2 separate regions of the Homo sapiens genome follow, and region 1 is linked to region 2. A link is an interaction called in ENCODE POLR2A ChIA-PET data of the cell type or tissue named here. Cell type or tissue: PC-9. All regions are shown on one strand. Each heading gives the region's core, and the rest is flanking DNA. Links, peaks and the distances in the headings are about the cores only.

What was found. ChIA-PET counts read pairs that join two places held together with the same protein. Peaks named below come from ENCODE experiments on the same cell type or tissue, not always from the same donor. Only the 100,000 strongest peaks of a DNase experiment are listed, where the experiment ranks them.
Region 1: POLR2A ChIA-PET joins it to region 2 with 18 read pairs; 2 of 35 experiments call an interaction of 5 or more read pairs at or near these places.

The regions. Positions count from the first base shown.
Region 1 is chr3:172,539,970-172,542,889 of GRCh38, reverse strand. No RefSeq gene overlaps it. Among named protein-coding and RNA genes, the nearest start is that of TNFSF10, 18 kb to the right of the region's middle. RefSeq lists a silencer at 1,297-1,591. In PC-9, for the core only: no CTCF peak of the experiment used is centred there; a DNase peak (open chromatin) is centred at 1,429; H3K27ac peaks cover 1,366 bases.
Region 2 is chr3:172,721,252-172,724,171 of GRCh38, reverse strand. No RefSeq gene overlaps it. Among named protein-coding and RNA genes, the nearest start is that of NCEH1, 12 kb to the right of the region's middle. In PC-9, for the core only: no CTCF peak of the experiment used is centred there; a DNase peak (open chromatin) is centred at 1,341; H3K4me3 peaks cover 1,103 bases; H3K27ac peaks cover 2,500 bases.

The sequences.
Region 1 (2,920 bases), core at 189-2,688, 180 kb after region 2:
ACTAAAAAATACAAAAATTAGCCTGGCGTGGTGGCACTCAGGTGTAGTCCCGGCTACTCGGGAGGCTGAGGCAGGAGAATCGCTTGAACCCAGGAGGCGGAGATTGCAATGAGCTGAGATCGCACCACTGCACTTCAGCCTGGGTGACAGAGCGAGACTCAGTCTCAAAATAATAATAATAATAATAATAATAAATACATAAATACATAAAACAAAATGCAGATGCTGACCCAGGAGATCTGTGGGCCCTGAGAACCTGCATTTATAACAGGCTCCCAGGTGCAGCAGAGACTGCTGGACCATGGACCCACCTCGAGTATTATGGGTTCTGGGGTCACACTGCTTGAAACTCTCAGGCCACCAATTTGTAGTTTAATGTCATAGGACAATTACATTACTTTTTTTCACCAATAAAAATGAGGGTAATGTGACCTCATGGGGTTGCTGTCACATAAAAAGTTATAATACTCATACAAGGCTTAGAAGAGTGCCTGGCACTTAGTGAGCATTCAAAAGTATTAGTTATTTATAATATGTAGCACACAGGTATGCTTCCAGTGATAATTTGTTTGTTACTAAAAGGAGCTAATAAATTATACCAGAGAGCTGTCAGCACAGTTCTAGCCCAGCAAGGAACTCTGCCTTCTTATATTCTGTAACTCTCACTCCTTATATTCTACTCAGATGTCTTACCTAGTTATTTCACATAATATTATGGAAAAACACTTGATTCCCAGAAGACTCTCTTATCTGGAGAAATAATCTCCCATATCTTTTTTTCAAAATCAGGTTCACTATGTGGAAGGAAACATTTTTCTAGGAAAAGATCCAAGGTTGAGAATCCAGCCAATTATTTAAAACTGTTGATTAAATCTAGACTGACAAATACTGTTGATGTAAACTATTTTGAAGTCAAAATGTTACCTTAAATGAAATAATCAACCAAAGACATTTTGGGGGAAAATTGCAGATTACAAATATTATTAATACCAAGTTCCTCCCCTCTCCAACACCCTGCCACAACACTGCTGTCTGATCACAGAGATTAAAGCTATGGCCTGGTCTTTCTTTGTTCCTTTCCTTTATCCTCTTCCTTTGTCATTTAGCCAAGCTCTAAAATTAAACTCAGTAAGTTTATTTATTTTTATTTTTATTTTTTTGAGACAGAGTCTCGCTCTGTTGCCCAGGCTGAAGTGTAGTGGCGTGATCTTAGCTCACTGCAACCCCTGCCTCCCCGGTTCAAGTGATCCTCCTGCTTCAGCCCTCCAAGTAGCTGGGATTACATGTGTGCACCACCACATCCAGCTAATTTTTGTATTTTTAGTAGAGACAGGATTTCACCATGTTGGCCAGGCTGGTCTGGAATTCGTGACCTCAGGTGATCCGCCCGCCTCTGCCTCGCAAAGTGCTGGAATTAGAGGAGTGAGTCACCACACTTGGCCAAAATTCAACAAGTTTAGAAAGGATCCTGGCCAGGCACAGTGGCTCACACATGTAATCCCAGCACTTTGGAAGGCTGAGGCGGGCGGGTTACTTGAGGTCAGAAGTTCGAGACCAGCCTGGCCTACACGGTGAAACTTGTCTCTACTAAAAATACAAAAACAAGCTGGGTATGGTGGCGTGTGCCTGTAATCCCAGCTACTCGGGAGGCTGAGGCAGGAGAATTGCTTGAACCTGGGAGGCAGAGGTTGCAGTGAGCCGAGATCGTGCCATTGCACTCCAGCCTGGGGGACAAGAGCAAAACTCCATCTCAAAAAAAAAAAAAACAAAAAAAGAAAGGATCTTAACAACACCTCTAACCCTGTCTTTGGTCAATGGAGAGACAAGCTAATTCGTTCAGTTGGAAATATACTTTCTAAACAAATATGTTTCTTTATTGCTGGTTTAGCAAGAATTATTTTTGTTTTATAAAATGTGTAGTTTTATGAAATCCAATTTTTATTAAAATAGAAATTTGTTAAAGCGGACATGATCAATTCTAAGAATAATGTGGATAAAATATAGGCATTTTGTGTCTTTTAAAAATAAATTAAGATTTACATATGTATTAGTGAAAACAAAATATGGTAAAAACTTGGCATGTTTAACTTCTCAATATACAGTTCATATTGAGTATGATTTTCTCCCATTGAATCTGGGAGAAAATTGATTATCCCTGTCTTTCCAGAAAATGCATTCTTCAGTATCAACACAATGTTGATACTGCCAAAAGAAAAAAAAAAATTAACGATACCTAGAGCTATTTCACTGCTAAACCTAAAACTATTTGATTTTACAATTACTGTATTTTCTGCATTGATGATATGTTCGTTATAGTCCAGTAGTATTGAAAAACAACATGGTTCTTTTTAAAGGTACTCATTCATCTATTATTAAAGGGATGGCTGAAAAGTAATAAACATCATACTCAACTATTACACAAACCTACTCCAACTTCTTTTATCAAGAGATTAACTACAACTAGATCAGTAAATAGCTCAGTTACAATCTTGACATTTTGTTTTTTCACTCTACTATTATTGTTGAGGATTCTGCGATTAATACTACCACAGTCATGACTGCTAACAGTGAGATCCACAATTATGAGTTTCATGGGCCCCAGGCCCTTTTGTCTGAGTCCCTTCTTCCATAAAATATGTTAACAATTATATTTTATGACTGCATTGGTAAAAAAACAAATATAACCCAGGTTGGATTACTTATTATACACTCATTATTCATTTTTTATCTGATTTTTTAAAAAATTAAAATTAAAACATTTTTTATCAACTCATAAAGTTTCATGGGCCTCAGGCACTTTGCCTACTGTGCCTAATGGGTAAGTTGGCACTACTAAAAGCAGCTAACTAGTGCTGAGCCCTCGTTAGTGTCAGGTATTGTGTTAACCCAGTTTCTTGCATTGTCTTACTGAACCTCCATA
Region 2 (2,920 bases), core at 260-2,759:
CAAACTGGAGTCACTCTGGTTTGAATGCTTCCCACATACCTCCCCTTTCCCTTTTACAAGAGGACCCTTAATCCTAGGGGTTGCAGAAGGATGAACGTCCATCTTCTGTAACTTCTTCATGCTGAACAGGGGTGATGATACTCCTGCCTAACTATTAGGGTCTCTTTATTCAGGGTAGAGAGGAGCTGAGTCAGAAAGCATTGGTCCGTTAAGCATTGTGACTCCAGTCGGTCCTTGTTCTTTGCATTCAGATTCAACTGGCTCATGGCTCATACTGGCGGAACCCGGTCCATGGTTGGACCCTCCCATCTCCTGTTCTATGGTCGTACCCATCTCCTGTTCTATAGTTGTACACATCTTGAGGGCATCCACACGGTTTGTTCATCTCCTGCAAAAACACAAGCATACCCCCACCCCCACATTAGTAAATCTACTGAAACAGAAGCAAAAACTTTTGTGGCTGTAGCCGAGAGGCCACTGATAATGAGAAACAGGCCCCTTCTAACAAAAGGCACAGGGAAAGCAAATCGAGGCTTTTCAAACCTTCAATTCACACTGTACAGGTGGGTCCACTAGATGCCATGGTTCATGATAGATCTTCAGATGTTTGGTGGGCACCCACAAAGGCACCTGAGTGTCACCCGAAAGACACAAACTAATCCTCTTCCCCATAAAATTATCTTTAGGCAGGGATCGGAGGAAGTAGATTCAGAGGCAAGGAGAATTTTGGGGCCTAATGGCTTCCTGATGTTTGATAGGTGTTCCCTCAGAAGTTAGGAATTCCCTTTCTCTCCATATTGCTGTGTGGGCATGGAGGACTAGGTAAGTATACTTAGAGTCTGTATATATATTTATCCTTTTTCCTTCTCCTAATTCTAGTGTATAATGGCCCCTGCTTTTGCCAGGATATCTCTCCCTAACAAAGGAGTGGGGCTTTCAGGCATAATTAGAAAGGCATGTGAAAAGAGTAAAGTTCCCCAGTCACAACTTAGTGGTTGGGAGAGGTATCTAGTGACTGCCTGTCCTAGGACCCCTTAGATAGTGACAGATCTGGAAGACAGTTGTCCGAGACAGGAGAGTAAGACTGAGAAGGCTGCGCCAGTGTCCAGGAGACAGTTAACTTCCTGGCCCTCAATGGTCAAGCATACCTGGGGCTCTCTGAGGGTGAGGGCATGGGCTGGCGCTTGCCCCGGGCACCCTCAGTCCTGCTGCTGGATCGTCTGGTTAGTGGCTTCTGACTCAGAGGACCTTCGTCCCCTGGGGCAGTGGGACTTCCAGTGATTCCCTTGACATAAGGGGCATGGACAAGGGGGCGGCTTATTTCTATTCGGACAATCTTTTTTAAAGTGTCCTTATAGACCACACTGGAAGCAAGCCCTATTAGGCATTCGATTTGCCCAGCCTTTCCCTTTCCCAGAGCCTCCAAAGTCCGCTTGCCTGAGGGCCATGACTAAAGTGGTGGCCCCCTTTTTTTTTTAATCCTGTTTGTCCTGTTCCACCTGCTCCTCCTGATCTCTATTATAAAAAACCAAGGTTGCCAAGTTCAATAGGGTTTCTAAGTTTTGCTCCAGGCCTAAGGTGGACTTTTGAAGTTTTTTCTAGTATCTGCAGCTGACTGAGTGATAAATTTATCCTGTAAGATTAGTTGGCCTTCAATAGAGTCATGTGACAGAGAGATATGTTTCCTCAATGACTCCCTTAGTCTCTCCAGAAAGGCAGTAGGATTTTCTTCTTTCCTTGTGTTATAGTGGACATCATTGAATAATTTATAGGCTTCTGCCTAGTTTTCCTTAGTCCTTCTAGCACACAAGTTAGCAAATGTCTGTGGCACCAATCTCCGTGTTCTGATTCTGCATCCCAGTGAGGGTCTAGCCTAGGAACTGCCTGCTGGCCTGTGGGGAATTGTTCTCTTTCCTCTGTTGTCATCCTATCATTGACCTGACTGAGATACCAGAGATCACCAAACTCTCGGGCTGCAGTTATGACGGTACTTCTCTCATTTGGGGTTAGTGTCTGATCTAGCAGTAACATTATATCTCTCCATGTCAGATCAAAGGATTGTCCTAACCCTTGTAAAACATCAATACAGCCATCAGGGTTATCTGAGAATTTACCTAGGTCTATTTTAATTTGTTTCAAATCTGAGAGGTAAAAAGTTGCATACACTCTGACTAGGCCAAATTCTCCAGAATACATCTTAGGGGCGTTTTTGCCTTGTGGGGGAACATTTCCCATCTGAAAAAAGAACATAGGGATGCCAGCACCCCTAGTCATTTTCTGATAAGCATTAGTCCTAGAGTGTCGTCTATGGTCCTAATGCTTATTCCTTTCCAGGGTGCATAACCACCCATGGACTTCTGTTTATCGGACTCGTTACACTGACCAATGTACTGGTCCTGCATCTGTTTTCCCACCTTTCTTGACCACAAAGAAAGGAGTCTACGCTGCTGGATTCTAGTGGTCCTTTACCAGCATGCCCAACATTGCCTTTGAGCTCAGGGGCGAGTTCTAGAGCTGGGCTGGGTTCCTGAGTATTTCATAACAACCCAGCTGCTCCTTCAAGATGCACTCCCATAAACAATTCTTATGAAAATTTGTTTCAGAGAGGGTGTAGGTAACCTTTTGTGTCAGGATTAAGATAGAGTTTTTTTTATTCTGTAAGTACTTCAAGGCTTGGCTGACTGCAAACAGCTCGCACATTTGAGCAGACCAATTATTAGGCGATTTTTCTAACTCTGTTTCTACAAGAGTCTCCCTATCAATTACTGAATACCTGCTGTGGTTTTATCCCCTCAATCACCCAGGAGGAGCCATCTATCCTCCTGTCCTGAAGGGAGTTCCTCCTAGGTCTGCTCAGACCTTTGTATGGTAATTAAGATTTAAATCCCTCATTAAGAAACCTGCTGGGTTAAGGGAATTT